Regions from separate parts of the Homo sapiens genome. Here regions 2 and 3 are each linked to region 1. Evidence: chromatin loops called from intact Hi-C (ENCODE). Cell type or tissue: dorsolateral prefrontal cortex. All regions are shown on one strand. Links, peaks and the distances in the headings refer to the core of each region. The heading gives the core; the rest is flanking DNA. Region 1 holds the start of ADGRL3 (adhesion G protein-coupled receptor L3). Region 2 overlaps ADGRL3 (adhesion G protein-coupled receptor L3). Region 3 overlaps ADGRL3 (adhesion G protein-coupled receptor L3).

What was found. A loop is a pair of places that touch in the nucleus more often than their neighbours do. Peaks named below come from ENCODE experiments on the same cell type or tissue, not always from the same donor. Only the 100,000 strongest peaks of a DNase experiment are listed, where the experiment ranks them.
Region 2: a loop joins it to region 1, with 2.3 times the contacts of the local background. A loop is called at or near these places in 10 of 110 quality-filtered maps.
Region 3: a loop joins it to region 1, with 3 times the contacts of the local background. A loop is called at or near these places in 10 of 110 quality-filtered maps.

Annotation. Positions count from the first base shown.
Region 1 is chr4:61,194,813-61,205,490 of GRCh38, forward strand. ADGRL3 (adhesion G protein-coupled receptor L3) reads left to right here and starts at 5,514. Exons shown (of 27, transcript NM_001387552.1): 1 at 5,514-6,953. It overlaps LOC124900173, which reads left to right and starts at 4,275. Exons shown (of 3, transcript XM_047416555.1): 1 at 4,275-4,362; 2 at 5,330-6,953. The coding sequence starts at 4,275. The coding sequence ends at 6,504. RefSeq lists an enhancer at 7,660-8,232. In dorsolateral prefrontal cortex, for the core only: CTCF peaks have their summits at 5,452, 5,651, 7,327 (motif pointing left) and 8,484; DNase peaks (open chromatin) are centred at 5,649, 5,899, 6,479, 8,349 and 3 weaker places; H3K4me3 peaks cover 4,119 bases; H3K27ac peaks cover 3,966 bases.
Region 2 is chr4:61,259,259-61,269,936 of GRCh38, forward strand. The region is part of intron 1 of ADGRL3 (adhesion G protein-coupled receptor L3); the gene reads left to right. It overlaps LOC124900173, which reads left to right. Exons shown (of 3, transcript XM_047416555.1): 3 at 1-10,678. Among named protein-coding and RNA genes, the nearest start is that of ADGRL3, 64 kb to the left of the region's middle. In dorsolateral prefrontal cortex, for the core only: no CTCF peak of the experiment used is centred there; no DNase peak of the experiment used is centred there; H3K4me3 peaks cover 2,386 bases; H3K27ac peaks cover 5,955 bases.
Region 3 is chr4:61,270,391-61,281,068 of GRCh38, forward strand. All of the region lies in intron 1 of ADGRL3 (adhesion G protein-coupled receptor L3), which reads left to right. LOC124900173 reads left to right here. Exons shown (of 3, transcript XM_047416555.1): 3 at 1-3,596. Among named protein-coding and RNA genes, the nearest start is that of ADGRL3, 75 kb to the left of the region's middle. In dorsolateral prefrontal cortex, for the core only: no CTCF peak of the experiment used is centred there; no DNase peak of the experiment used is centred there; H3K4me3 peaks cover 3,739 bases; H3K27ac peaks cover 6,043 bases.

The DNA.
Region 1 (10,678 bases), core at 802-8,801:
AGCATGATCAGATTCTAGTGACGGCCCTCTTTTGGACTGCAGAGTGCCAGCTTTTCATGTCTATTCATGGCAGAAAGAGAGTAAGTGAGCTCTCTGAAGTCCCTTTTATAAGGATACCAATCTCATTCATGAGGGCTCCATCTTCATGACCTAACTACCTTCCAAAGGCCTCTCCTCCCAATATCATTATGTTGGGAGTTAGGATTTCAATATATGGGTTTTGTGGGGCCACAAACATCCAGTCCATTGTAGATAGCTCCTTAGCTTTCCTTACCATCAAGAATATATTGAGACCTTTGGTATAGTACAGTCTGAAAAATTCTTGACAATAATTCTGATTAGCCAAGCCTGCATTAGTTGCCTGTACCTGGACCCTTCAACCATGGCCAAGAGTCAGGGCCAAATAGTATGAACAAGGCCACTTCATAGACACATCTGCCCAATCATGTGTGGAAGCTGTTCTCAGAGAAGGAGGGGTAATTATGAGTCAGGCATCTACTATCTGTGTCTATTATAGTCTTAAAGGAGTGAGGCTGAAAAGCAGAGCCCAGAAAAGTGGCAGTGTTTTATAAAGGATCAAAAATTCCATTTTCTTCCTTTCTAGACTATGACAGTTATTACTGACTATCTCTGGTTGACCACGATGTTTTCATTAGTACAGTACAAACATATTTGTATACTTTATCTTATAAAGATGAGAGGATCTTAAGAAAATAGTGTTGGGCTCTTGAATACTTTTATATTTCTGGAGACTAGAATCTAGGCACCGTGATGTCACACTTTTAACGCAACTCTTTGAGTGCTGAATACTTCCACTAGAGCAGGGTACTATCACTAACATTTATAGTGAGTAGCTATAACCATTCTGTGTTGAAACTAATGAGGAGTTATGAAAGGTAATCTAACTGTGGGATCTAAGACAAGGTAGCTAGAAAAGTTACAGGAAAAAAACCAAGTTACAAGAAAAAAAAGACTTGTTGCTTTCACAGTCTTTCAGAACTGGCATGCTGTATGCAAACATTTGAGAAATTATAATAAAGAGTTTTAAGGAGACACTTCCATTGGAAGAAAAGAAGTCAATATGTGGAAAATGTTTACTACTTAGGAGAAGCTGTTTAAAAATATTTAGATTTACATCTATATTGATATCTGTATCTATAGCTAAGCTTCCAAGTCATTAAGAATGTAGAATTCACGGGTCTTTTTTGGATTGAAAAAGAAGAAGGGTGAATAACTTGAAGCAAGGAGGGAATATAAGATACCAAATTAGCAGGGCAATATAATCTGGGTAAGATTTTATAGACTTAAAATGGTCCTTTGAGAAATATCCCAGGGTACAGAAAGGGTCACTGAGTGCTTCTTGGGATTGGGCTATCCCATAGGGTAGTCTAATATGTTCTGATAGCCCTATGTAATCCATATTTGCATCATTATTCTACTGAATACCAAATGCCTTAAAATTCTAATCATGCCATGGCATCCTAGGAGTCTGAGTGCTATGCTTTGCTGTCTGCGTTGCAGATGTGATTTAACTCTGATTACCTTGATTTGTCAGTGAATTTAGGCCCAGTAGCATTTAAGATAGTAACTGTCTGCGGATATCTGACTGAGTATTAGAGAGTATTGTCCCTGATGGCAATAGCTCAGTAATTTGAAATCCTGTGAAAGCTTACATCTGGTTGAAGTAGAAGGTCATTTCATGTGAGAGTAGCACTGTCACGTGTCTGCATTATCCACACATTTGGTTACTGAAAGACTAATATATGCAAGCCCAGCCCAGGGTGGTATGCAATGGTAAGCCAAAGGATGAGGAGGAGCTAAATCATGAAAGAATCCTGATATTCACTTGGACACATGACTGCCTAGAGTAGTCTACATTTTCCATGTAAAGGATGGAATGAAAGGGGAAATGGTGTATGCAACTTTAGGAAATTTTCCCTGGATACAAGAATGCTCTTCTCTTCCTCCTTCTTCCCTTTCGTCCTTGCTCTTGCAAGGTAGGTGTGATTGCTGGAACTGAAATTAGCAACAGTGGCCACAGATGGCTGAGCAAGAAGACAAAGTGTCTATTTCAGTTTGGAATGCTTTTGAGGGCCATACCTGCACTAGACCACCTACCTCTAGATTTTCATTTGAAAAAGAAACAAATTTGTCTTGTTTAGGTCACTGCTACTTTTTGTTTCTGTTGCTTGAAGCCAAATTGAATCTTAACTAATATAGTATGTATGCATCATTTAAAAAATTATTTTTGCTTATCAACTTTTTCCCACTAACTATTGATTTCATTCCGATAAGGGGGCTTTTATTGAGTATGAAAAAAGCAAGATTACTTTGAATATGTAAACATTACATACCCTCTCCCCTTTTATAGCAATTATGGCTGAGATGTATATCATTATACAAAATCCTTGTCCATATCTCTGCTTTTTTCTGTAGATGAGATATCTATACATAGAAACACTGGATTTAGTGGCATATATATTCTATAAAGCAGTTGTTTCATATTGTCAGCTTCCTTTCTAGAGCAATTGTGTCACTATATATTACTAGCATGGAGGCATGCCTGTCTCAACACACTTTCGTTAGAGTTTAGTAATAGAGCACTGTTGCTATTTCAGTTAATTTTATGGTAAAAACATGAAACATGATAGATCTCCTAAATGGATCTATTTTTATGTATTAGATTTCTATAGGCAGAACATATTTCCTTGCATTTATTGGCCATTTGTATTTATTCTGTGAACAGATGGTTTTAAGGTCTTTTCTAAACTTCCATTCTGTGGGGATCTTAGTATATTTCTTATTGATTTGAAAGGGTCTTTGGTCTAAAAATTTTAATTAGTCATTTAAATGTTTTAATTCTCTTTATCTTATTTGATTAGATAATCACTTTTTTTTTTCATTTTTAGAGCCCTTTTCCCTTTGGTAAAAATTATTTTTTTTCAATTTTAACGGTGCTGAAGCCTACAGTGCCATCTTTCTAAAAAACCACTCTAGTTTGCACAGAGTTACATCATATGATAGTATCTGTGCTCAAACATCATCTGTATGATGTCTTCTCCTTGAGAAGAAGGTGTTAAATATATGTAACATAGGTGTTAAATACAGTAGCTAAGAGGACACAGAATTTATTTTATTTTTATGGAAGCTTCACCTTAGAAGAACATTGGCAAGAGTCATGGATTTCCTGGCAATGAAGTGGGATGTTTTATGTCTTAAATCAGATATAGAAGACTATGTCCATGAGATTAAAAATGACTTGGAAGCATGAAGTTTGAGATTAAAATATAAGCAGCTGCCTTAAATAATGCTGCCTTGACATTTGATTAAGTTATACAAACCATTAACCTATTCTCTTTCTTTCATTGCTTTTCTTTACTCATTGGTTATTTTTATTCACACACCCCGATTTTTGGTTCTTTCTCCCTCGTTATTGTCTTTGTAATTTTGCTTATTTGTGGTCAACTCCTCCGTGGTGAACACTTCCAATTACTTATTTAACTGACTATGCTTAGTTTTCAGTTAATATTTCATTTATATAGATACACATATATGTATATCTATGTGTGTACATATGTGTGTGTATAAATATACATGTAAAACTTTTACTTTGAAATTTCATTTTCCTGCATCCCTCCAGACCTCTGTTGTGTTAAAGATGATTCTAAAAACTGATCTATAGCTACTATTTATTTAATATTCTCATGCTACCACTAATAATCTTTAATATCTATATATTGTCATTATATATTTTTATCGATCTAAATAAATATTAAATATGTATTTAATGTTTCTGATGCTACCACTAATAATCTTTAATATCTATACTTGTCATCATATATATTATTACAATGTTATTTTTATTACTTGGTTGTTTTATTATACTTAATACAACCATTAAGCATTTGAGAAATGAATTGAGTAACTTCCATTTTTCCTCCTTTACAAATAAGAGCCTCTTGTCACAATTGGCTAGAGTTTACTCTTTCCAAAACTATTTAAGTAACAAGTGACTCCAGATGTCAATTTGTATTTTCTTTAAGTACCCAGGGGAGTTCATGGATGTCCTGTATTAAGCAAATTCAAGTAGCATAACTTCAGCTTGTGAACATCTAGTTGGTCAGAATTCAGCAATATCATTAAATCTCCCTTCCCACCCCCAATTTTTTTAAAGGACTAACTATGCGCAAAGGACTGTAGATATAATCTTTCCTTATACAGATGATTAAAACTAGCCATTTGCATTCAAGAAAAACTGTAATCTGAAGAAGCAAATGGACAAACCATTAATGATTAAAAAGGAACAAGGAAAAAGGCAGAATAAAATAGGTGTTAGAGGAGATGTCATCAAAATGTTACAGGGTATCATGAAAGGAGTGATTTTTGGGGAAGGAGTCTTGGTGAGAAGAGGCTTCTTGGAGAACGTTGGATTGGAGTTGAGCTTTAAAGAATGAATGACATTTTAACTGTCACTTTGTGTTGGGTATGTTTTTAATTCTAATGAGGTTTCAGGTTCTTCAGATATGCTAGGATTGATGTTACCTCTTAAAGAGCTCCTAGAAGTCGTTAGGTCATTCTAAATGTATACATTGAAATACAATTTGGGAAATTTAGCTAGGGATGTAATGTGCTTGTTGAATGAATATGATAAATCTTAATGATTTGAGTGTACTGGTATAGAAAATAACATCTTAGCCATTTGAAATCACGACATTTTAGAGCAGGAAAAGACCTTACAAATTATGTAATCAACAGTCTCCTTTACAAAGAAGGCACCAAAAGGTTCAGCAATTGACCAAGGCCACTCATTTAACTTGACCAGACTTTTCCTCTGTCAGAAGGCATGGTTTTGGAATCCGCACCTTTCTGTATCCATTATGGTAATTTCCATTGATGATGTGAAATAAGATAATTGAATCTCCACGATTGTTCATCAGACAGGGATACTTTAAACCGTGCAATGAACTTGCAGGTCGAGTTAAGTTTGAAGGAACATAAAATTGACCAAAGGCAGGAAACATTTTCAGACTCGGTACTTGCATAATGAAAATACGGAATAATCCGCACCTGAAAAAATGAGACACTGGCAGGACTTTCAAGCTGATGTCGTTTACTCACCTAGGGTGGAGTGGGAGAGGAAGACAAGAGGAGAAAGGGGGGAGGGAGGTGATGGAGAGTGGGAGGGGGAGAGAGGGAGGGAGGGACAGAGGAGGAAGTGGAAGAGAGAGAGAGAGAAAGAATGAGAGAGAGAGAGAGAGAGGGAGAGCGAGCGCCGAGGCGGGCCTCGAAGCCACTGGAGAGGTACCCTTTGTCTGACAAACCCTGAAAGGGAAGCCTCTAGTAGCAGCCCTCCCGTTCCCACCTCCAAGCGTTTGCCGAACTGCTAGGTGGAGCCCGCGCCGCGGAGCCCACGAGCACTCCATATCCGGGTTTTGCCGGCCACCCCTTTCCCTGGCGCGAGCCCCCTCCCCGGCTCTCGGAGCTCTTGCCGCTGGCCCGCCCGACCGCTGCTCATTCTGGCCTCCGCTCCGGCCCCGGCTGCGCCTACCCCGCGCGCAGGCTGCACGGTCCCCGCGCGCCCGCGCTCTGACCCGCTGTCTGCGCGTCGCCCCCCTCGCCTGCTGGCCCGGCACCGCTCGCTCCAGTTCCCAGGAGCGGGGATGCAGATGCTGCAGCTGGTCGGGGTGGGCGCCGCCGCCGCCGCCGCCGCCGCTGCTGCTGGTTTTTCTCGGACTGCTCGTTGCCTCCGCTCCGGCAGCTGCTGCCGCCGCCACCGCCGCCTGTGACTCGCCCCCTCCCCTTTCTTTCTTCTCTTTTTGCCTTGGTCCTCTTCCTACGGGTGTGCGCGCGCGCGGGTTGCACGGTTTGCTTTGGCAGGAGCTCGCTCGTGTGTGCGCGTGTGTGAGTGTGCGTGTCTGGAGAGCGCCAGTGCCTCGCTCGCTCTTGGGGAGTCGAAGAAGAGAAAGAACCGAAGAGACAGCGGCGGCGGCGCAGAGCCCGGGGCCGCGCGATGAAGCTCCCACATGCCCGCAGCTGCCCGGCCCGGCCGGCGAGCTAATCATCCACCCCACGGGCTCGGGGTTCGCCGGCCCCCGGGACGCAGCCCTCGGCGGCCGGGCGCCCGCTCTGTCTGCGCGCCCCCTCCGTGCACCGGGGAAGGAGTTTGTGTGGCTCTCGCTCCGGCTGTCCGCGGAGGTTGCGGGCTTGAGAGGGGACCCTCGGCTGGGAGAGAGCCTCGGGAGGACGAAGAGGAGGACGGTTTGGCGGAGAAGCCACCCCTGGCCCTCGCGGCTCCCCCTACCTATTCCATCGCTCCCGCTCCGAGGCGGAAAGGGGAGGACGTGGAAGAAGAAAAAGAAAGAGAAGGGGGGTGGGGTGGGAGAACTGGATATAAAGATCGGCTGGGGGGATGGTGGAAGATTTTTGGTCTCTTCGGCAGCGTCTTTTCTTAAGCGGCGGCGGCAGCAGCAGCAGCAAGAGAAGGAGAAGCAGCCCCAGCTATGACTGCCGCATGTTAATAGCTGCCGCTGGGTCCCTCGGCTGCTGCTGGAGACAGAGCCTGACTCCGAAGTTGTGCAACTGTGGACTGGGAGAGACATTTGAACCCTCTTTTCTTTTCGCTCCCCTTTTGCCCCCTTGGGGTGTGTGAAGCGAGGAACGTAAAGGAAGGCGAACATTTGGCTCTCTTTTTCCTTCCCCTTTCTCCGTGGCTGTGTAGCGGAAGAAAGGGAAGAGAGACTTTTTGTTGTTGTTTCCTTGACTGGGGTCTCCACCCTCCTGCTGCTTTCTCTGCGCTTCGATTCTCGTTATTTGCCGCGTGTGGTTGGGGGTGTCTGCACAGGGGCCGGCCGGTCTTTTGCCCCGGGCTCAATGGCTGGATTGTGGAAACTGCACCCGCCTTCAGGTTGTTGAGCAACTGATGGGACGATCTCAGGGACCGGCGTTTACGAAAGGTAATTTATTCTTCGCACTCTTCATAATAGGGGTCGCCCTGGCCGGGCGCAGGCGGCGGCATCCACCGGGCGGGCAACAAGAGGGGGTGCGGGGTGCATGCACACTCGCCCTTCCACTCACACACTCGCCCTCACACACACACACACTCATCCGGTCGTGGTGCGGGGCGGGAAGGGAACCTCCTGGCTGGTGGGCGCTCGGGTCTGGCGCGGGTTGGAGTTTTTTCCAGCCATTGGGCGATTTGACCGGCCGAGGGGAGTGAGGGGGATAAGAGACTGGGCGCATTCGCAGCTGCACACGCTGGGGAATAGGAACAGTTCCCACCCCGTTAATTTTCCCTCTCCTCTCACCCCAGTGGCATCCCCTGGTGGGGGCAGAAAGCGGACAGGAGGGCGACTTTTCTCCGTCAGGCTGGAACTGGTGCCGCTGGAGGCGGGAGCGGGCTGGAGGACGGACAGGGTCTGGGTGAGAAGCTGGGCTCTGGGAAGATGGAAAATGCAGGGTGCCGAGCCCGGCGCGATTCTCCCTCAACGCTTGCCTGGAGCATCCCTGGCCCCTTTTGCCCAGGTCGCGCCCCTGAGTCTTGGAGTCGCGCTGCCTCCCCGCGCCCTGCCTGTTGTGTCTCCTTCACGGCAGTTTGGTTTAGACCTGCGTGCCCAGGCTTTGTTAGGCGGTTTTGGCTGGAGAAAGCTGCCACTTTCGTGGGTGGCCCGGGCTGCGCTGTGCTGGTAGTGGGCACTGGGCGGGGGGCGGCGGTGTTGCACGAATCCGGGCGGCCGCGGCGCCGGGGCGGGGTGGGCAGAGCATTGGTGGTCGCGGTTGGCGGGTTACAGGTAGGAGAGAAGGCACCTCGGCGCTTCTCTGAGGAGAAGGGAAGGCTCCAGGCTGCAGCGCAGCGTCTGAGCTGCCGCGACCCAGCCTCCGGTCCCACGTCGGAGCTCAGAAGCTTAGGGTGCCAGGCCCCCAGCACTATAGGTGGGTGTGTGTGTGTCTGTGCGTGTGTGTGTGGTGTGTAGGGGTGGGGGCGACCTCCTCTACCAGCCTTACTTGGCGGCGGAGTCAGCGTTTGAGTGTGTGCGCATTTTTGCGCCCCAGGGACGGCAGAGAGATATTTGCGGGGATGCCGGAGCTGATGCTGCTGGAGCTGAGCTTGCTTATTGAAATCGCCTGGGATCCTCTTAACTGGAAAATCTGGTTTGAGGAGGCCACGGGGGCCCCCGCAGGGTGGCGAGGAAACCTTGCCGTGTCCCCTTCCCCTGGAGAGGCGCAGCTCGGCGACATGCGTGCGGCGCGTGAGAGTCGCTGGTGCAGCGCTCGATGCACCCCAGAATGGCCCTGATGAGAACCTCATAGGGTAGTCATCTCTCCAGCAGGTTGAAGTAATCGAGTCCAGCCAGCGTAACTCCTGGTCCCTGGAATTCTCTGGCCACTTTCCTACCTCTGATAGAAACATGCGCTGCTTTTATTTATGGCCAGAGATATCATAGCAGTTGGGAGAACTCGAGGCTTGCGAGCCACCTCCAGGGTGTCTCCTCCCTGTGTCTGCGTGTGATCCCTGCCTGCGGTAGTTAGAGCACATTGTAAACAACGGTGTAAGCACTCCTGCCACAGTCTCCTTTAGAGTCTAACCTGCTGTCGTCTGTTGTGTTTACTTTCCTGGTTGTATTACTCATTAGGAAGTATAAGGCTTCTTGCACCTCTGATTTTACATCCTTCCAGCCAGCTGCTGGGGAAATGAGGAGACGCATAGACTCTGGCAGGAAGGAAAAATTGCCTTCTGTGTTTTGCTCTGAAGTAAATAGGCAGTCTGCTAATTTTAGTGTCATATGGGCTTTCATCACTAGTTAAAGAATGTCATCGTAGAATCTGCAAAGAAACACTTCTTTAGCACTTTTTCATTTGGAGACTTTCCTATATTTCCCTATGAGAATAAACAGAGTTTGGTAAGATTTCTTTTGTATATTTTTCCATCTGTAATGATTCTAAATGATCTGGACTTCTGGCGCCCAATTTATCTGCATGTGGATTACAAATAGGATAGAATTCTCAGCTCTTTTATAATCACCAAAATAGGATACCAGATAATTTGTATAGGAGTTAAGAGGATATTTGTGTGTTGAATTATCTCTCAGCTTTGTTTCACCCAATCTTTTTTTTTTTGTAACCAAAGCAAGGGTAAAGACTGTACATAGATAAACACAGTTTATAAAGTGTTACTTTTGCAAGTGAAACTGCTTTTTACTTTCAATAATTAAAATGTATTAAATTCCTTAGGTCTAGATTAGCTCTGACTGCTTTGGTGTTTGTTGCAAATACTTGTGCTCTATTTTGTTTTAAAAAGTATAGGGCTGTTAATGGAACAGTGTACTTTATTTTTAGGTACAATAATTTCTGGATATCTTCATTATTTTTTAAAGACCTTGACCTCTTGAAAAAGCATAGATTGCAAAAGACACTGAATCACTGATGCCTGACTTTAAGTTATATTTTTATGAGAGATATTGCTAATGGCCATCACCCTAATAGAAAACTTAGAAAATTTTGATTTAATTCATGAGAATCTAGCTTCACGTATTTGTTTCATTTCTAGATGATACGTATTAAAGTCTTTATACTTGCAAATATTTCTGAGGATTAAAGAATACTTGTCCTCCCATTTTCCAAGATCTAATCACAATGATTCCCAGTCCTTACATTATAAGATTTGATCAGATCTGTTCTTTGTTTCCTAGCAGCATGTGTTCCCTAGCAGTCATACATTCCACAGGTCCTGATGTCATTAGAACTGTGTGTGTCAGTGTATTGTGCTGTCTTTAGCTGAAGGTGAATGTGTCAGAGTATTTGAATGCCATTCCATAGCTCTTCCTTATCACTAAGTATTCAGTAACCTGATCTATTTGTGTATATGGTTGACTAGACTATTTCTACAAAATCAGGGTAGGAGGAATGATTAACTCAAAGTTTTATATGAACTATTAATTTTTTTTTTTAGATAGAGATGTTAGGCTGCATCAGGCATCCCCGGCCTGAAGAGTGATAAGCCAGTATGTGATTTGCCTGATGGGTAAATGCTTTTGATGTCTCATTTTTGGTTGCTTGGTGTGATTATCCTTCAGACTGAGAGTGCTCCTCAAAAATATGAATGGAAAGTCTTTCAGAAATGATTTTCTTAATCATGATCTTCTTAACATTTTGCAGATTTAAATACTCTTTTCCACAGGGAATAATAGCAAGTATGGCACTTACTGGCTGCAGCTACTGTGGCTGGCATTGTTTCTACTAATTAGGAAAGGCAGATTTTTTTTATGGATTTGATTTACCATTGATTCCTTTGTGAGCTATAGCCAAGGAAATCATAAATAGTAGATTAAAAAGACTATAAAGTCATGAGGATTGAAGTTAGTCAAATAATATGATGCAAAACTGAATTGTTTTTCAGATTGGATTTGGACCACTTTAAGTGTTGGTTGAAACTCTCTTTGAAAAGGACTGCCAAGTAGAAGTGACAGTTACTGTTAGAAGTGGGGAGTTTTGGCCCAGAAATCAGCAAGGAAAACTGATTGCGATTTTCATATTTAGGATCAAACAGTGATTTTAAGAAATGCTGTGCAGCCTTAATTTAGCATGGTGTGAATGGCTAGAGTAGTTGGAATTTAAAAAGGATGATCTGTCCTTAAGTTTTGCAAATGGCTATTTTGCCTTCTCTTTCCTAGATTTGCATTAT
Region 2 (10,678 bases), core at 1,534-9,533, 65 kb after region 1:
TAAAAATATAAAAAATTAGCCGGGCGTGGTGGCGGGCACCTGTAGTCCCAGCTACTCAGGAGGCTGAGGCAGGAGAATGGCGTGAACCCGGGAGGCGGAGTTTGCAGTGAGCCGAGATTGCGCCACTGCACTCCAGCCTGGGCGACAGAGTGAGACTCTGTCTCAAAATAAATAAATAAATAAATAAATAAATAAATAAATAAATAAATAAGGCATGACAATTTAATAGAAGATCATTACTGCTCAGTATTGGTCAGGCTTCTTCCTAATTCTAAGCAAACTCAACAAAGCAATTGTTCCCACAGCCTAGGGTTTTCACTTTTATCCTCGTAGTGTTTATATTGCATGAAGCCTTCCTGAACAGCACGTCCATATGCTCGCCGCTGAAATCACTAGGAAATGTCCTCCTCACCAATGAGGTGTGAGAAAGGAGGAAAGCAGGAGTGTTTATTTTTTACATCTTTTTTTCTGTTACCTTTTTTTTCTCCTTTGAACATATTTATATTCTCAAATATTCACTTTCATTGGAAATCTTTGACATTCTAATATAACATGAGGCAAATCAGTGCAGACTCAAATAGGTTACCAAGATACAGGCCTGTGACATATTAGATTTTCTCTTTTCCACAATTTCAAAAATCATTACTTTATGATTCAATTTAGGAAGCATTTGAATAAGTACTTGAATCTAACACTACTAGAGGCTTCAGGGATTCCCCCCAAAACATTAAAATGGTTCTTGCAATCGAGGAAATTCAAATTTCATTGCTGCTTATGAGACGTGTAAGATTAAATGTCAAAATATATGATAAACATGCTATATATTAATACCATTCAAGGTCAGAGTTGGGAGAGATCAGAATGATTCAGATATTTGAAGATGGTTTCATTGAATAATAAACCTGTAAATATATGAAACATTTGAAGGGTATTTGAAACCTAACGATGGTTGTTTTATATTATATGGATGAGAGATAGAACAGATAAAGGCAAAAATGAACTGTATTCATTTTATTATTACCTTTTACTAAAGTATTTAACCAAGTGCTGTTGACATGAAAAACCAAGAATGTACATCTCTGTCTGTTCTTTTCTCTGAGCATCGCCGGATTCCCGTGTTAATGAATAATGAAATGGATAGAGTCTGTATAGTGTAGTGCAGTTTATGCCAGAAATAGAGTGTAATGGTAAGAACAAAGGCTTTGGTGTTAGACAATGCGGTATTGTATGTTATTTTTGACATTTACTGCCTTTCTAATGTTGGAAAAGTTACTTAATGTCACTGAGTCTCATTTTCTCTTTTAGGGTGGTTCTAAGAGTTAAGTAAGATAATAAATGAAAAGTGCCTAGCAGAATGCATGGCATAGAATATGCATCAATACATAGAAATTTGACCGTCACTTGAATTAAGAGACTGGTTTAGGAGCATTGTAATCTTATGCAATAAAATCTTAGTGGCCTTTAAAAAATTTTTTTTATTTTTTTGAGACAGGGACTCACTCTGTCACCCAGGCTGGAGTGCAATGATGTGATCTCAGCCCGCTGCAATCTCTGCCTCCCAGGCTCAAGTGATCCTCCCACCTCAGCCTCCCAAGTAGTTGGGACTATGGGCGTGTACCACCATGCCTAACTAATTTTTGTATTTTTTGTAGAGACAAGCTCCCACTATATTGCCCAGGCTGGGCTCGAACTCTTCAGCTAAAGAGATCCTCCCCTCTTGGCATCCCAAAATACTGGGATTACAGGCATGAGCCAACACACTCGCCATTCTCATTTGTTATTTGTATTAAGAGAAAAATATCCGTTTACCAAGGTGTAACCTCAATCTCCAGGGCTGAAGCTTGATCCTCCCACTTCAGCCTCTTGAGTAGCTGGGACTACAAGCATCCAATACCACTCCCAGCTATTTTTTGTTCTTTTTCATCTTCTTCTTTTTTTTTTTTTTTTTTTTTTAAAGGAGACAAGGTCTTGTTATGTTCCCCAGGCTGGTTTCAAACTCCTAGGCTCAAGAGATCCTCCTGCTTCAGCCACCCAAAGTTCTGGGAGTACAGGCATGAACCATTGCACCTTGCCCTCCTGTATACTTTAAATCATTTCTAGATGACTTATGCTACCTAATACAAGGCCTACACATTTTTTTCATTTGAGTGGGTTCGATGTAGCACTTGGCACACATGAAATTCAAGTTTGGTATCTGGGACTTTTTGGAATTTTTTCTGAATATTTTTGATGCACTGTTGGTTGAATCCATTAATGCTGAACCCACGGATACAGAGAGCAATTGTATTTTGACATCTGCCAGGGTGTGTGTGTGGTGGTGGTAGGATATTTTTCCCATGGAATTTGGCCAACACTATAAATAAGGAATTTTTATTTTTTCAAGAGCTGGTTTATAGGCATAGTGCTGAATAAAAGAGACAAATGATTAAAGAAAGAATAACAATAAAGTATGCTACAAAACATAATATAGTGTTACAATGTCGTCTTTGCAAGGACATCTAAACCAGCCAGGGAGGTCAAGGAGAGCATCTCCTTTCAAAAGCAGTAACATCTAAATTGACCTCTGAAAAATGCTAGGATTTGCCATGAAAAGAGTGAGGATAAAAATATTTGAGGCAGAAAGAAACAATGTGTGTGAAGTTCCAAAACTAAGACAGGATTGTTCTTTAGTCAACTGAGTTCAGTAGGGTTAGAGCTTAGACTTCAAGGGGAGTTAGAGATGTTTGGGAACGACGAGATTGAAATATTAAGAGAGACCAAGGAAGGGCTTAGTAAACTATGTTTCAAAGGTTTATTTTTGAGCACAATTCCATGTTGAAGGTGCTCATCATGGAATCAAGACTTATCTCTGAGCGTCATCTTTGCTATGCTCACGTTATAATAATGATTTTTACATTTTGGCAGTGCCACAGCAGTGTCCTGGCATGTGGTATGATCATTCAGCCATCTATGACAATGTAATTATAATACATTCTTTTTATTATGTATCATATGTGTTATTTTGTAGTAAAGGTCTTTGTGAAATTCAGTATGCTGAGTGTCTGATCATAGTAACCCTTTCAAAATTAGAAAATAAAATCAGTTTGGCATGATTTCACTAAAAGTCACCCCTTTTCTCTCTAAGTGCTAATTCTGTGTTATATCAGTTATGGTTTTACCAGAAAAAAATTAAGGTCGCCATTGTGTTGTTTCTAGATTTCACTCTTTTTTAAAAAAATTGGGCAACATTTGCTTTCAGATTCTCCAGACACTGTATTAGCATTCGTCATTCTCGTATCTTTTACTCACCCGGGCTGCTTCTTACCTGGGCCAGTAACCGGAACTTCTCTGGTCTCTTATTATCATTTTCTCTCTTTTGGGCCCTCCTTTTATCTTAATCGTATTTATTCTATCATAGTCATTGTTAAGAGCGTTTATCTTAACAGAAAAAAGAAAAAGAAAACAGGAGCTGAGGACTTATGCTCTCTCTCTCTAATTTTGTTCTACTTTATACAATTCTACCAACTTACCACGGAATCACAGACTCCTTATCCTTTTTATCAAATAATTTGAATTATGTGGAACCAATTCTTATTTTTGTTATTTGATGCACTACAGCCACTCTTTAAAAACTGCTGTAACTCAACCAGAGAAGGATATATCTTTAAAAATGTTTCTGGACCAGCCACCAGTTTCTTATCTCTCAAGTGGTAGTACTGGGGAAGATTTGCAAAATAGCCCCCAGAAAATTAGGATCTGTGCATATTTATAAGAGGTTAGATTCTAAGACAAACATGAAAATTTCATATTTGTGATTTCTGAAAATTGTTGAATGCAATCTTGATATATTTATTTATTAAGTAGATAACGAATAGCTAAATTAAAAGGTTATGCAAATGTAAAATAATTGCAGAAACAATTCATATTCAAATTTACGTTTTGCTGTATTATTTCCTGAATATATATCATTTTATTAACATTATCAAGTGCAAATAATTAAACTGAAATTTATAATATGTAAAATATTTTAATAGAAATTGAGTTTTGTGGTTAAAAAAAACCTAATTTTCCCAGAAAAATAATATTTAAATTCACTTTGGCATTCAAAAAATATTAGGCTATTCCTAATGGGGAGAAACCTGGTAACTGGGGTTTAACCCTTTCAGTATGAGCTGTAATTGAATGTAAATTGTAAAGCAGTTGTCTTGCATAGAGTGCATTTGAAAAAAAAAAAAAGACCCTGAAAAAGTCTCATCTCTTTGACTTTTTAATGTATAATTCTAGCGTTTCATTTTACAAAAAGTATAAACACTTCTAAATCCTACTCATTTCAATAGAATGTCTCTGTTTTCCATGAGGTACCAGAAAAAGCCTTAAATGATATGTGATGTGCTGCTAGTCGTTTAATGAGACATTCAATGCAGTATGATTATGACTCTGTTGCTCAGTCATTTCAAGTTCTGTCCATCAAAATTGTGGGCACTTGCTTCTCAAATGAATCAAAAAGAGTTTCCAGGACCAGGGAGATATAAGTATTGAAACAGTAAGCAACACCCATACCATAAAGTAGAAGTGATTCATTGGTTAACAGAAAACGTAATGTCCAGAGCTTCATGGTTATAGATAAAATAGGCTATGTTTATTTATCCATTTAGGGTAGTTTTTTTTTTTCATTTCGTTCCAGGTTAATTTTGATTTCCTTTGTAATAACGGGAAATTATTTTGAGATAGGCTTGTTGGTATCCTTGATTATCTGTGTGGTGTCTGCATGAAAGAGGAAACAAGTAGATTTTCAGGAAGTTTTCTTAATAGTTCAATGCAATCAGACTGGCCAATATTGAGAATTACTGCGCCATAAATAATTGTGGTTGGTTTCTAACTTTGATTTTATTCAGCCTAATAACAAGTATTGCTCTATAGATAATTGTTGACGGTTGCAGACTCTGATTTCGTTCAATTAAGCTGGTAACCTTTTTAAGAAACTGCTTGGGAGAAAGCCAAGAATTCCAGTGAACTGATTTCTAGGGGGACTGAATTGAAATTGTGTTAGCTTCAAAAATGTTTCATGTAGGTCCAGCTGTGTTAATTAACCTTTTCCTTAAACTACCCTCTCCACAATTGGAACCCCAAATCGGCAAACATAGCAAAGGACCATTTTATCTAGATTTAGGTTTTTCTCAAAGTGATTATAAACTTGGAAAGACATTATAAAATAGGTTTTTGACATATAGTAAGTGTATGAGGGCTGCTCCTTCTTTCTAAATCACAGAAAAATTCAGATTCTCTCTCCTTCCCTTTCTTCCTTTTTAAAAATCACCCATGTATGTATTCAAGAAAAGTAAAACCAGTGTATATTACACAAAGGTTTGCTTTCTTTATGTCAAATTGTTAATTTATAATGGTAAATACTGTGCTTGGAAGACAGTAGGAAACTCTATCAAACGTGCCCTTTACTAATAAAGTAGAGAATTGTCATTTAGAGTAGTATACTTGACCTATGGCAAATACTGCTAGTACTGGAATTCCATTGTTTATCTCTTGTGCTCTACACAGTGGGAGGGAAAAAGAGATGCATTGTATTGAAAGTATACATTATGCTTGGGAAAAAGTGTTTCTTTAAATAAACAAAACCTTTTCAGTAAGTACCAGTACAAGCTAAGAAGGCCAAGGTCATAGGTCTCAGTAACCATGTATGTCAGTAAAAGGCATCTTGTGTGTTTCGTGGTTACAGTTGGTCTATAAAGTTGTATTTTTGGTCACCCAAGTAAGAGGCAAGAGAGCATTCGTAGGATTTCCTACTTGGAAAAGGTAGGGAAGAAAAAAAGAAAAGTGAGAAGACAAAATTACAAACTTCAAAACATGCTTATTTGATGATCAGTAGTAGGTGTTATCTTTGTATACAGAATCTTTGGGCTGATTTTCGTTAATTGTATCAACTTGAGTAATAGTTCTTATTTCTGGGAAATTAGAATCTACCAAAGAACAGCTTGGGAAAAAAAACCTGTTAATACTGGGTTTCAATACGTGAAGCTTTGTCATTTGCTGATGATCTTTATTCATCACATTCACAATTCACAAGATTATTTCTAAGGTGGGTTTGATTTACTGACTTTTCCCATGCTCCATGAGAGCTGCCATATGCCTGATGATTCTGGGCTGTCTCTTCTAGGTTTTTTATCCACCCCTTGATAGCAACAGTTACTTCCTATATCCCTGGGACAACTAAGCGGAGGACAGTAGTTAACTAAAGTGGCTTTGAACAGTGGCAGAAAAATGTGCTGGGAATACCTTATATTCTAAGCAACCTCCAATTTCTGTGAGCTAAAAGTGCTATGTAATGTGATAAAGAATATAACATCAGGAGTTTTGTTTCAGGAGAAAAAAGTGAGATAATTGGCTGAAATGGACAAGTTTTGAAATTTACTAGCCTTGAGCAATGATGAATAACTGAAAGTGCTGAATCAAACTGGCCTTTGAATTAAAGCAATATAACATACTGTAGAGGTTCGTCATTTCCAGCAGATAGGAGGTCCTGGCACACACAGTAAGATAATGTGAAGAATTAGCTTCAATCTATGATTTTTGACCTTCAGTACAAGTCTAACTTAAAATATAATCTTCGAAATTTGCATTTTGGAATTTGTCTTTTCCCTGTTCCTTGCAAAACCACATACATCAATATACATTGATATGTGGGGAAAATGATCTACAGTGGTGTAAATTTAACATGCAATTCTGGAATACTAACTTTTGAATTTCGCATATTTAAGTCTTTTTATATTTCTAGAATTTTCATACAGGATGTGATAACTTGATAACAAACTCAACAGTAATTTGCACCATTTCAGGTAACCTACTGATTAAATTTTTTTATACTTTATAGTTATTCTAACAATGATTCCATTTTCAGAGAGGTTCTCTGGGCTTTCTGCTTCATGCCTCCTCTAGCCACCCTGAACGATTATATCCTAAGGGTCCGTATTCTAAAGGTTTTCTGACACTGGCCTTGGTTCTCCATTTCATGATCTTTCTGACTTTAGACAGAGATGTTTTCTAGGCTTTTTCTATGCCTTACTTCTCTTACATCTTTAAATGCATTTGTAGATACTTTTAGATTAAATTGTGCTCAAACATATTCATAAAGCAGAACAAACAGCTGACTTATATTTGGGAGGACTTTTACATAGTGGGAGTTCTAGACTCTAAGAACATGCCATTCAATTTTAACATCACTTCTATTGAAAAAAGAGATTTATCATGTATTGCTTTGATTTACCACATCCTTACTGGATGTTTGTGGACAGAATTTGTAGATAGGAAATGTTCTGCAGTGGATCCCATATTGAAATTTGTGGATTCCATTTGAGATTTACAGACTAATATAAAAACATAGCGATACAAATTTAATGACATAATTCTGAGTGTCATAATTGTCATTTCGAATTTAATGCTTATTCTTATAGAATGAAAATTGTTTTATATGTAAGGTAAATCTAAGCCTTCCAAATATATTTTATGCTTAATACAAACATCTTTTTGTTCCAAATTAGAGTAGTCCAGTAATTGAAGTAAGCCAGAACTAATGTCAGTGCCATCATTCTTTAATAGTAAAATCATAGGAACGTTGCTGCAATAAGGTAGTGGAGAGTTCAAAATCATAATTTCATTAATGGAAATATGCTGGACTATCACTAATCAATTTATTTTTGTTTAGTTTTTAATAGTATTTTTCCAAATATTTTAAATTTAGTCTTAGTATTAGACTTTGTCAAAGTATTATAATACTGAGCCTAATAGTAGGTTTGATGTATTGAATGTCATACTTAAAACATATTTAAAAGATTTAAGCAGATTCAAAATAAATAAGTAGCATAATGAAAACAGTTATAGTGCTAGCTGAAAAATTAAACTTTCAATTCCATTGGACTATATTCATAATAACCTTTTCTAAAAACAAAATAAATGTCGAATGTAATGAATTGCCAGAATGTGATATTTATGAAGCATCAATCAGCATTTTCTTATTTTCAAGGAAGGTCATAGCTGCAACTTAGCAGGAATAAAAGTCTCTGCTCCCTCCCCTAAGAAGGATTCATGTGTGTTAAATAAGAGTCACACAGAGAGAATACCTGTAACCCTACTGTACCATCATTGAGCTCAGAGACTGGCTAACTTGCAAGCACCTTCCTATTTTCCACTACCATGCTATATCATCCCTAGAAAGTTGAGGAAGCACAGATGGATTCATTTGCACCTACAGTGTCAGCTTTCTCATCTTTCTTTTGATTTTAGCTTTCCTAAAAACCACTCTCAACATTACAGCACAGAATAGAATGAACATTTACTGTGAATTGATATTGTAAGTATGATTAATAGGGATGGCTGCCCCTTTTCCTGATATCATGATTCAGTAACAAATAAACAAAGATGCCTTATTTTCTCTTTTCCCGCCTCTCTCTCATGTACTGGCATACAAAAACTGTGAGCCTCTCAATAAAAAGGCAGGCTGTACATGAACTTAATCACTGTATCTATTTCAGAGAAGATATCTGTCTCAAATTGGAGTTAGGGTATGGAGAGTTTTAGTTGACTTCACTTTTTTTTATTTTAAAGTTTTGATTAGAGTACTATAATTATAAAATAGGTAGCATAATTATATCTACAAAGTGATGTTGAAAATACTTTAAAAAATAAAACATCCTAATCAAGTAAGTTTTATGGAAGTATAGGAGCAGGCTTTTAGCACAAAATCTTGGGAAGGAAAAATAGATATCTGACCTTAAAATTTATATATAATCATCACATTGGCCAACGTGCCATTTTTAAATGACTCCATGTAAATGTATGACTGGTTTTCTCAAACACGGATTCAAGTTCATAACATTTATTTTCCTTTTAATATGCATCTAAATTACTAACTGACCAAAACAAAATAAAGTATTGGTAACTTGGGGGGAAATTTCTGTCTCAGTAAGCTAACTAATTGCTTCAATTATTTCAAAATTTTTTCCTATTTTTAAAGGAAAAAGTCCAATTTTTGGTGCAAAAGTCACAGGCCTAAAAGTGCAATTTGAAATAACTGCAGCAGCTTTTTTCCTCTGATTTTATTTCTTCTTTCTATGTAGATGCAAAATGCAAAATTTATCTCAAGAGGAATAGTTATCTTTTATTTGCTGATTAAGCTAACCAAATATACATCTTATTATTTTGTTTTGTTTTAGCCCAGGGTCTAATAAAGTTGTATAAGAATTTCTTGGGCCTCAGCCATTTATTTGAGGTAAATACTGTGGTTTGAGAAAAATTTTCATGTAACTTAATTTCCTGAGGAAATGATCTATGAAATATTTAACATCTAGTTGCTAGCATACTTTTTAGTGCTAATAACCAACTCCAAAGAGAAAGAAATGGCATTCTTTTTCATTTTATTCCAGTGGTGTGTGGCATGTTAAAATATGACACATATTTGGAAAAATACATTATATAAAATTAAATGTTAAACCTGTAATGCATCATTTGATTGATTGAGCAAGATAATTTCTTGAGAAACATTGCTACTAGATTATGGAAAATATATGATCAAGTTGTTAAGATGGCAAAAACCTACATTAATTCTTTAAAACTAGGGACATTTATGTATTTGGAGAGCACTATTGGGAAAATAAGTAATTGCGTCAACTCATTCATCATTTGCCCTTTATACTTAGAGCTTTAAGAAGAGAATGGTAAGTGATACTATATCCACTCTTTCTTTGGCATTCAGACAGTAACTTGTTCAATTAAAAATTCTTGTTAGGTCAGACATAATGGATTCTTGTTGTTACTTTAGTATTTATTCAATGAAAGAGATCAATATTTTTGGCCCCAAGGGAGCTGCACTGATAAGAGACTCTGCAGTAAGTCTCTCTGTTCATTATAAACTTTTGGCTGGCAGGTGCAGTGTCTGCTGTATGACCAGTTTTAATTAGAACATCAAGGTAGAATGAGAATTCAGACATTCTTTTTCTCTCTTTTTAATAGCATATATGCTTTTTAATAGCTTTTTGCCTTCTCCTTCTTCCTTTTCTCTGGTGTGTGCCCTTTTTAGAAGGTATTTCTTAAAGGGAATTTGAGAACAATAGGTCTGATTTTGAGAAATTTAACTATTATCCACTTGATCGCATGTGTTTCAAGTTTGAGTAGATTAAATCTGATGATGGTTGTGTAGCCTCATTGTACGAGACAGGTAGAGAAATAATCATCTTTCATTATCATGCCCACCTTTGCCAAGTTTTTAATGTATCTGTGTTTAAATTTAATGGAACTGATTTGTGATTTTTTTGGAAACATGACATTAAATAAAGCCATAAAAAACTCTATTTTGCTTTGCAACTTCAAATGCTTTCTAAATATGGCCTAATGCTCTATTCAAGTAACAAAGTCGTTTGCAGAATAAGCTGTCACATTCAACAAGCTCTAATTTTGGCTAGATCTATTATTTTACAAATTAAACGAAGGTGCAGGTCTCTGCCTTCCCCGCAACAAAATCTTAACCAGACTATCACATTTAATCTGCTAGATGATTTATTAACTTGCCATTTAATTCATTTCATTAAAATACGTAATTCAGTTTATAGATTTGAGAGCTGGCAGAATCTTTTACAAATCATTTAGTTTTGCCCCTTTCTTTTACAGATAAAGAAACTTGAGACCAAGAGAAATT
Region 3 (10,678 bases), core at 1,445-9,444, 76 kb after region 1:
CTTGTTACTAACACCAGTATTTCCCACACTGGAATAATACTATTTGTTTACTTTTCAGTTAACACTCTTAATATGAAAAAAACCTGCTTATTTGAAATTAGACATTTCCTGAAGCATATCTGTCTAGTCAAAAAAGGTCCTAATCATATTAGGAGAGTGGCAATTATAGTAGTTTAGACTTTGCGTATAACATAGCGATACATTAGAGGAAAGAAGTATAAAATGCCGAGGCAGGAAATTATTGTTATCAGAAGTATATTTATACTACTGTGGCCATTAGGCAGACTAAACATAAGAATGACCAAGAAATGGAAAATATCCTCACACCTGCCATTTATAACAGCTAATACATATGGAGTCTACTGCTTGCCATGCCCAAAGCACCTGATTTTCTCTTTATGACTTTACTGATCAGTTTTTGCATTGTCTGTAATCATGTTGAGACTTCATTTTGGAAGACCTGATACTGTTGTTTTCTAAGTTCAAATAGAAAAGGGTAATATTCATATGGCACTTTTGTACTTTGGAAAACTCTGTCTCATAATAAGCTGAGGAAACCTGTGGTTACAGGAAAGAAGAGTAAACAGTATCAGTTATTGAGAGCCTCCTATATGAGAGGCATGTGAGACACCTTCCCTTAGAAAATGGTAAAGGAAGGTATTAGTGTTCTTAAAAAAATAATAGTAACAGGGAAATCTAGCTATGAAGTGGCAGAATTCAAATCTAGGTCTTCAGAGTTGAAGTCAGGCCTATAGACTCAAGTGACTTCCGGGGCCAGGGAGGAAAAATGAAATTGTGAAATTTATATGTCTTGTAAATCTTTGCTCTTCACAGTTGTATAGCATTGAATGTCTAAGGCCTTGCTCTTCAAGACTTGACAGAAATGACTGTTACCGTGTTTTTCAAATGTCTCATCTCACATGAGGTTATGCATTATAGCATTAAGAACTATAACTCCCCTAGAGCTATTTGTGGCTTAGAATAAGAGTTTTGTTAAGATTTCTTAGTACTTTAGACCTTAAATGGAAAAAATTGCAAAGTGAAATCTATCTTATGGTACATAGTGCTTTTATACACACATCAATGTGAAGTAGTTCTTTATGAGATTGATTTTGTAGCATTGAACAACAACAACAAAAAGTAAATTACTGAAGGCTGAGACAGGTAAGGAAACAGAGAAGTCTACCCACATTTCTGAACTCTTTGCTGAAGGCAGCTGTGTCCTAGAACTTACTAGTTTATGACAGACTATACACTGCTTTTGAACTGTTTCAGATTACTCAGAAACAGCATTCATGGCCAGCCCAGAATTAATGTGTAAATGACCTTTCACAGAACCAGGATGGAGGAAGACGTCACTTAACTTTGGAAGAGGTGGATATTTAGATGTCATGAACATCTCTAGGCTTCTCTTAGAGCTAAATAGTAAAAGGGTTTCCCTTTCATAAATCTTCATTCTCTTTATAGAATGAATGGGTGATATATAGTTCCATCTACTTCTAGATGCTTGCTGTTCATTTGTGTGATGTTTAATGCAAAGCAAGAGGAAGGAAAATGTAGTTCTTTAACAAAGATCTTTTCAGTATATGTTAAATTTACCACTAGAGATGAAAATACATTGTTTTTTAAGTGTTTGATTTTGTGAGGTCTTTGGGTAGTGGAATCAATTCACAGTCAGTTCCATGTAATTTGGATATGTGATTATTACTTAGAATCCCTGATTTCTCTAAGTTGTAGTTTCTTATAAGACACTAAAACATTTTACTTTATCATGCAGATGATTTCTTATGCAAAAGCAGTGCTCTGTAGTGCTTCTACAGAGTTTACAAAAAATGGTTTCATGATACTAATTTTTAAAGTTTTATGTGTCAGTTTTTTTAATTTTAATGACAAAATTTTCATGACAAAAAAATCAGTATATGGAAGTCATCAGCCCTAGGTTTTAAAAGTAAGAAAAGAAAATGGGAAATAGAGTAATATCTTACTTTTTTCAAGAGAAATAAAAGAAAATTAATTGGTAAGAATAATATTGCTTTCACTTCTTATATAAATCTAATGTCTATATCTGCCCTGCATTTTATGTAATGAGGACTATAGGACAGATTTTACTTTATGAGCATTCATTTTAAATTAAAATAATAACGTAGTCATGATTTTCATTAATTAGAAATGCCCTATTCTAACATTTCCTCAGACAGCATGGAATACACTGCTATGGCCTCTAGTAGGACTCTTCAGTGTGACGCTAATTAAAACCAACATTGATTCTGCTGTTTTATTGACATACATCAAATTTAGAATGAAAAGTAGCTTTTGAGTGACTTTAATTGTCAAAACTATTGAATTAATTTTGATATTTCTGAGGAAATGATCTTCATTTAAAGTAAAACTTACTGAGGGTTTGTGTAATCAAATGCCTATCAAAATACTTGATATTCCTGTATAAAACATGCTCTACTAAAGTAGTATGTTGAAGATAAGTCAAATCAGCTTTTAGCTATTGTGTGGTATTCTGGAGAGGTGTAGGACATTGTAATGTGGATCCTAGACTCAGAGTGGCTGGGTTTGCCTCAGTCATGCTAGCTGTGTGACTTTGGGTAAGTTACCTACACTCTCTACTACTCAGTATTCTTATCTGTAAATAGGGGATGATGATAAAACCTAGGTAGGATTGTTGTGAGACTGGAATGAGTTTTATGTAAATGCTTAATACAATTTCTGAGCTGTTAGCTCTTTTTATTTTTGTTGTTGCTATCGTTTTTAACACAGAGTAAGGAGACATGATGTACTCAGGACCAGATTTTAGTTTACTGTTGTTGGATTTTTGTGTTTTGCCATGGAAAATAATGTTTAAATAAGACCACTGTCATCACGCTGGAGCTCTGTTTTCCCTAAGTACGGTATTTGAAAGGAATTACGCAATATAGTGTCTTTTCCCAGCTGGGAGAGGCAAGTCACTGCTTAGATGGCCGGTCCTGGATATGAAGAAATTTGGTCTACTCAGTGTGAGTGACATATTTACCCTCCTCCACCATGAATGTGCCCATGCACTTAGCCATTTCTGCAGAGTTGCACAGATTCTGTACTTGCTGAAAAATATGCTTGCATGGAAAGGCCTTGTGGCGTATTTTGTGGCATTGAATTGCTACCATCTGTTTCCTAGCCAACGTTAAAAGAAAAAGAAAAAAGAAGAAGTAGCATTAGAAAATGTGCCATTTTACAAGTGCTACAGTAAAATTTTTTTTACACTTCATTCCCTACCCTCGAATATGTGGATGTAAGAGTGGCTTCAGATACTTTCAGATTTATCAATTCACAGCTGCATTTAATAAAACATTTGAAGTTTATCACAAATGCTTTCACTGTTAACTACTACTTCCCCGCACCCCGTGGAATTGGTGGTGCAAGTCTTAATTACATTTTGTGTTATTGACTAATATATATTTTAATATTTATTTTAAAGATATTTCTTCCCACAACGATATCTGTTCCTAGGCATAGAAGAATGGCATTTTAAGAGAATTTGACATAGTAACTATTAATAGCTTGAAAACTGAAAATTCTGACTCTTACAATAAAGACTCTATTGTCTTTGGCAATCCCATTTATAATAAAGCATGCTAAGGTGACCTTTATCTTTCTATTAAAAGGTGAATCCATATACAACATAATAAATGAGCAAAGGATTGAGAAACCTTAAAGTGCATATGTAGCAATATCAGAGGAAGAAGCTGCTGTACTTTGAATAGCTTTGGTAAGAAAAAGTTAGCTAAAGTATAGAAGTCTGAAAAGTATTTGGTGACAGAGTCCTGGCATGAATAGTCTTTTTCTACCTTTCGTCATGAAGAATCTCTAACAGTTTAATGAGCAAATATAAAAATGATAAATGCTAACATTATCATAGAATCCATGGGAGAGACTGCCATCTCCAGTATGAAATTAAGGAGTTACTTTCAAATTGTATCCCATTAATGGAAGACAAGAAGAGAAGAAATATGTTATGAGCTTTAAACTATGTTGGCCCCATGTTGAAAACATCAAATTCCTTGTAACACTGAATTTCCATGAGAGCAGGATTATTTATGCTGTGTTCAGCAATTTATACTCTCAGTATCTAGCCCAGAGCTTCTCAGTAAATGCGTTGAATAACTATATTTACCAGAATGTGATTTAAAAAACAACATATTAAGGGTTAAAAAATGTAAGTTCTGTGTTTGTTTTTTTGGTTATCAGGGACAGTGTGCTGGTTAGTAAAGAAAACCAGATTGGGCCAGATAAAATGGAGTGATTTTGGAGGCAGAGGCAGGAGGATTGCTTGAGGCCAGGAGTTCAAGACCAGCTTGGGCAACATAGCAAGACCTTGTCTCTACCAAAAAACAAACAAACAAACAAAAACTGCTTGGTGTGGTGGTGCACGCTTGTTGTCATTGCAACGTGGGAGACTGAGGTGGGAGGATGGAGCCCAGAAGATCAAGGCTGCAGTGATCATGCCACTGCACTGCACTCCAGCCTGGGTGACAGAACAAGACCCTGTCTTCAAAACAAAACAAGATGGACACTTTGAAATCTGCTTCTGGCTTTGCCACTAACTAGTTTTTTGTTTGTATGTTTGTTTACCTTGGGAAAGTCACTTTCTTTTTCTAGGGTTCACTGTTCGTTCTGTAAAGCAGTGGCCCAGAATTGCAACTGAGGGCACTTTTAGCCTACAGAATTTATAGATGATGGAGTCAACCTGCTATACTGCCCCAAACTACATACTGTTCATACAACTGGAACAAGGTAATTTTTCTTGGCTGTCAATGTTGTCAGTTGTGCCATTTAAACCTGTGATTCACTCTTTTGTATTATCAGAGTAACTATCTTTATAAGTTTATCTGAGGGTAGGGATTCTGCCTTTATCAACTTAGAATGGTACCTGAAACAGTGCTTTTTAAAACCTGATAAAACACTTTCTTCAGTAGTCACAAAAGTTACCATTTAATGATAGCTAAATCTCCTAGAGCATCTGCCTAGTGTTGGTAGCTAAAGGGTATTTGCTTTCATTTTCATAGGATGTGCATACATGAGTTCATGTTGATAAAGAGTATGCTATCTAATCAACATACTATCTGAAGATAAAGCACTGGGCGTCTGGTTTTTCTGTTTTTCCCCAGAAATCTCAGAGTGTCCTGCATAGTCGATCTAGTCTGAAAAGTTTGTTTCTCTATGTTCTTTGAAAATTTGAATTAGATTGCTTTAGAGGGAGCATGCATGTTTCAGTTTGGCATAGATGTTGCCACTTGCTATTACTTCTTCTCAACCCACTTGACCCATTTATATAACCTGCCTGGTCCCTGTAGGCCTTTAAGTGTGAACCATGTCTAGACAGATCAAGACTGGGCATTTGGTTACTTACATATCTAAAATAAAAGTGATGTCTGTTGGCCTCAGGGGAGACCCTGTTGAATCTATTTATTCTCTTAAAAATAAAAGTAGAAAACTAAATAAAGATTAAAGAAGTAGACATTTGTGAATCAACTTTTATTTTATTATTTTTTCCAAGCATTAGAGCTCAGACTCTGTAGCACAGGCCAAAGAAAGGCGTTAGTGAAAAGACAATAAGCTGGCATCAGAGTTCATGATATAAGGGTGCAGGCCCAAAACAGAAAGACGGGAGAGTTATTCTGGTGAAATGAAGAGTAAGTACCTAGGTGCAAAGGCTGCTAGACAGAAGAAGTTGATTATCTTACTCTGAAAACCAATCCATTAAATAAAGGTCATGCTGCTGGGGAGAAAGGAATATATTATAGTTTCCTCAACATCTTTAGTATGTTGACATCCTCAACAAAGAAGGCTCTTTCCCCATCATTACTCTAGTGCTTCCCTGACAAACCCCATTAGAGGTATGTCAGCCATAAGTCTAGATGCTTTTAAACCATTTGTATTTCTGTCTGTATGACTTCTTGGGTTTTTATGTGTAATGCTTGCAGTATAGATAATATATCTTTTCATTTGTTATACATTTGCCTCCTTTAAACTTAAAGGAACAGCATTCAATTCTGCTATATATGAATTTAGTGAATTGTCACTAGTGACGATTTTACAGATTTTGATCACATTTATTCTTTGTTTTGGCTTTTGGGGCTAGAAATTCCTGTACTAAATTGTTTAGTGGGATTTCCGCAGATGTGTTTAAGGAATCATTTTGTGTTATAGATTTTTGAATCCTTTCTGTACATTTCTAATTCATTTTTGTCAATTAGTAAAATATAACTGATCTTCATTTTAGTCAGGTTTATTTTTCTTGTTTAGACAGTCTTCCCATTTTGTTTTTTGCAAGCTGGGACTTTAGTAAGAAGACAACTGAAATTTAGAAAGAAAGCCTGCATTTTAATTCTTTTTATTTTTTATAAAAAAAATTTAACCATGAATTCCTAGGCATACTGCTTAACACTCATATTGTGCTCATCTGAAAAATAGGGATAATACCCAATATTATCAGAGTAGACATCATAATACCCAATATTAAACAGAACAGATACTGTTGTGAGAATACAAAAATTAATGATTAAAAGAAATTGGAAACTTCAAGTCCTGTACAAGCTTAAATTTTTATTTTCTACTGTAACTATTAGAATGAAACTACCCCCTATTTCATTTGTTTATTTAAAAGATAAGTCTGAATTTTAGCAAGTGTTTTTTTGATGGTTTCTGACTACCTATGGATGGAGTTTATAAGACCTACATAATATTCCCTGAAACTTTACTAGGGCCAGGCATCTAAGTTCAGTTTCTGACATTGCCACATAGTGGATGTATAATTTGGGACCAATAAATCATTTATTCTCTTGAGCCTCAAGTTCTACATTTTCTGAATGATAATATAAGCCTGACCGAGTTATAAGGACTAGAGCTATGAATGCGATTTTTAGAACGGTGCATAGATTAGTTCAGTAAATGTTTCATACTGCTTTGTCTTGATGAATGCAGATAACATAAAAAGTACGTATTATACGGCATGACCCAGGTAGAAACACACATATTAGTTCCATTCTCCCCTTCTCATTAAACCTATTTATTTTATTTAATTTATTTATGTCATATTTACTTATTTAAATACTCTTTTTTTGGTCAAGGTTTAAATAAATTTAAATTATTTAGGTAGAGTCAGCATCTTGGTGTAGAACTGACTAAAATCCACAATCCAAAATCACAGGGATATAGTGGGAAAAAAATGCTTGAATAGGAGTCTAAAGATCTTAATTCCAGTTCCAGAGCCACGCCTTGCCAGCTGTGTTGTTCAGAACAATTTACTTAACCTTCCTGAAATCCATCTCTTTCATTTATAAAAATAGGATAATGATATCTATCCAATGTGCCAAAAAAGACTGTTGTGAGGATCAAATAAATTAATATGTGTCAAAATGTATTTTAAGCTCTATTGCTTATAATAAATTATAAAAATAAATGCTATTGTTCATATTAGACCTAGCAATGTAAATATTAGGAGTGGCCACTTAACTGGCATATAGACAGATTCTCAGACTTGTAGAAGAAGCAGTAATGACCTAATCCCATGAGGGAAGCCAGCCAAGATTTTATACCTGCTGGGTAAACTCTCCATTGTAAGGCTTTGTGACTGTGAGCAGTCAACAATTTCCAAAGTGCTGGTCAGGAAATTAAGAGAACAGATTAAAGTAAAATTGGGTAATGTTTCCCCTGGATCTTGATACTTAAAATTGTTCAACTGAGACACAGCTGATCCTTTCATTTTTTTTTAAGAAAAAACCTATTATAACTGGCTTTGGCTGCCTATAGTTATGTCATGAATCATGTTTATATGTTGAAAAGATTGTCCCTTTCATCTGCCCTTTCTCTTGCTCCCTGACAGACATGCAGCTAAGATCTAAAAATATTTCTTTTTTCCTCAAGGGAATTTTCTCCTCAAATCAAAACCCTGGAGTTTTGAGCAAAAATAATTAATGAGCTAGTAACAAATTGAATTTTAGCTTTTAGAAAACGACTAAAACGTTTTCTATGCTATTTCTAGTAGTAGTCTCAGTGTTGAAAATCAGAAACATGACATCAGATTCCAAAATATCTTAGCAAACATTGCAGTACTATTTCTTTTTCTTTTCTTTCTTTCTTTTTTGAGACGGAGTCTCACTCTGTTGCTCAGGCTGGAGTGCTGTGGCATGATCTCAGCTCACTGTGATCTCCACCTCCCGGGTTCAAGTGATTCTCCTACCTCAGCCTCCTGAGTAGCTGGGACTACAGGCATGCACCATCATGCCCACTAATTTTTTTGTATATTTATCAGAGAATGGAGTTTCACCATGTTGGCCAGGCTGTTCTCGAACTCCTGATATCAAGTGATCCACCTGCCTTGGCCTCCTAAAGTGCTGGGATTACAGGTGTGAGCCACTGCACCTGGCCGTGGTACTACTTCAAAGGGCAAAAGAAGCACTTCAGTAGTAAGAAATGGTTTTGAGCACATATACAAAAAGGAACAGATAGGAGCAAGTACAATATCAAAGCTTAATTTTTACTGTAGATTTTGTATGTTTGCATGCAGGCATGCCAACGCTTAATTCATGTTGAGCAAAACTCCTTTAGTAATAAAATCCTTGTGTGTCTACAATTTAGTGCTTTAAACATGTTGTTGCTCTACGTCTGTTCATGATCATAAAAGAAAAATATTTCAGACTCCAGCAGATCATGACTGTCTAGACAGGTTTCAAAAAGGATATTGCATTATGTGATAATGGAAGTTGTAATATTTCAGCTTAGGGGCAGATACTTTAAAAATATGGATCTGTTTGGACTGAGTTTTGAAGCCAAATGGGTATCACTACTGATACTTAGTTTACTTATAAGTAAACTGCTATATCAAAATTGGGTATTCATTGACATTTCTGAGTAGTATTTTGTTTTGCATCTATTAGGTGAATAGTTTCCCTGAATACTAGTTTAGGTGAATGCTAGGTTCTCTGAATAAGATTCATTTTTTCCTGTCATCCAGGTTAGTGTCTTCCCATTCATCCATTCAAAATATGTTTGCTGAGCACCTTATATGAATATTGTAACGAGAGATTTCCTTTTGAGAGTGTGGTCAAGGGAAGCATCTTTAAATAGACAGCATTTAAGCTCAGACCTAAAAAATTACAGCTAGCCCTTCATCTATAAGATGTGGTTGGACTTTATGCTATCTAAGGCCACATCTATGATTCTATATGTATAAAAGTGATACAATCCAATGTGGCTGGATTTACCATGTTTCTTCATGGATTTACTTTTCCATTTGAGGACTTTACATGTCTCTGTTGCTGCTTTTCCTCCTTGTCCATCTATTATGTATATATTTTTTCTCCAATTCTGTACCCCTCATCCACCGCCATGCCCCATGAAAAGAGCACTTGGATTCAGGAAATTGATATCAAGTGCGTTATTCTTATATGGTCTATTGATAAATATGTGATATGGCCAAGTCACTTAACCCCTTTGGCCAAAGTTTCCCCGTCTGCAAAATAAGGATAAATATTTGTTGCAACTACTTAATGGGTAGTAGTAGCTGGTTGAGACTTCTATATCAAATGTACAAATACATAGGAATGTACTCTGAGAAGTGTTGTGGTACCTTCATCCCAGAAAAGGTTGACACTAATAGAGGAGATACAAACCCAGGCAGTTTATTTCTTTCTTAAATTGGTTTAAAGTATTTTCTTTTCTTTTCTTTTCTTTTTCTTTTTTTTTTTTTTGAGACCGAGTCTCGCTCTGTTGCCCAGGCTGGAATGCAGTGGCGTGATCTCAGCTCACTGCAACCTCCACCTTCCAGGTCCAAGCGATTCTCCTGACTCAGCCTCCTGAGTAGCTGGGACTACAGGAGCACGCCACCATGCCTGGCTAATTTTTGTATTTTTAGTAGAGACGGGTTTCACCATATTGGCCAGGATGGTCTCGATCTCCTGACCTCATGATCCACCCACCTTGGCCTCCCAAAGTGCTGGGATTTCAGGCATGAGCCACTGCGCCTGGCCTTTATTTTCAAGAAGTATAAATTAATGAAAATAAAAGATGTTGCTGTAAAAGGTGTTACTTCTTCTCCCTAACACACCTAGTATACTAGATTACCTTTAAGTACACCATGTTGTTTTTGGAGAGGTAATAGAGATTAAACATTAGATAATGTTAAATTAAAATTTCCTTCCCCAATGATAGTTTTGTATTGTCTGAAATTATTTTTCCTGAGAAAATTATTTCAGAGTAGATTGGCTTTCTAAATTACAAGATTGTTATTATTTAATGGTTAAAAATGTATCTAACATCTTTTTAAAAGGAAATAGATAATTAACTTCAGAAGTTCATGTAAGGATGCATATTTTAATAGCAAGATATTAGAATTAATTTGTATGTCTAACAAAAAGAGATAGATAAATATATTGTAATATATCCACTTAGCAAAATGCTTTGCAACATTTAAAACTATTGATACAAAATTTACACTCACTGAACTGGAAAATAGCTGTGGTATTTTATGGAACAAGAAAGATGAATCAGTCACCTAATATGACCTAATTTTTTTTGAAGAAACATATTGATAGGTAGATACAATAATATATAAAGCTCTGGAATATTATGCATCAAAATGTTATGCTTCAAGTAATTTCTGGTATTTATCATATATATTAGTTAATACTTC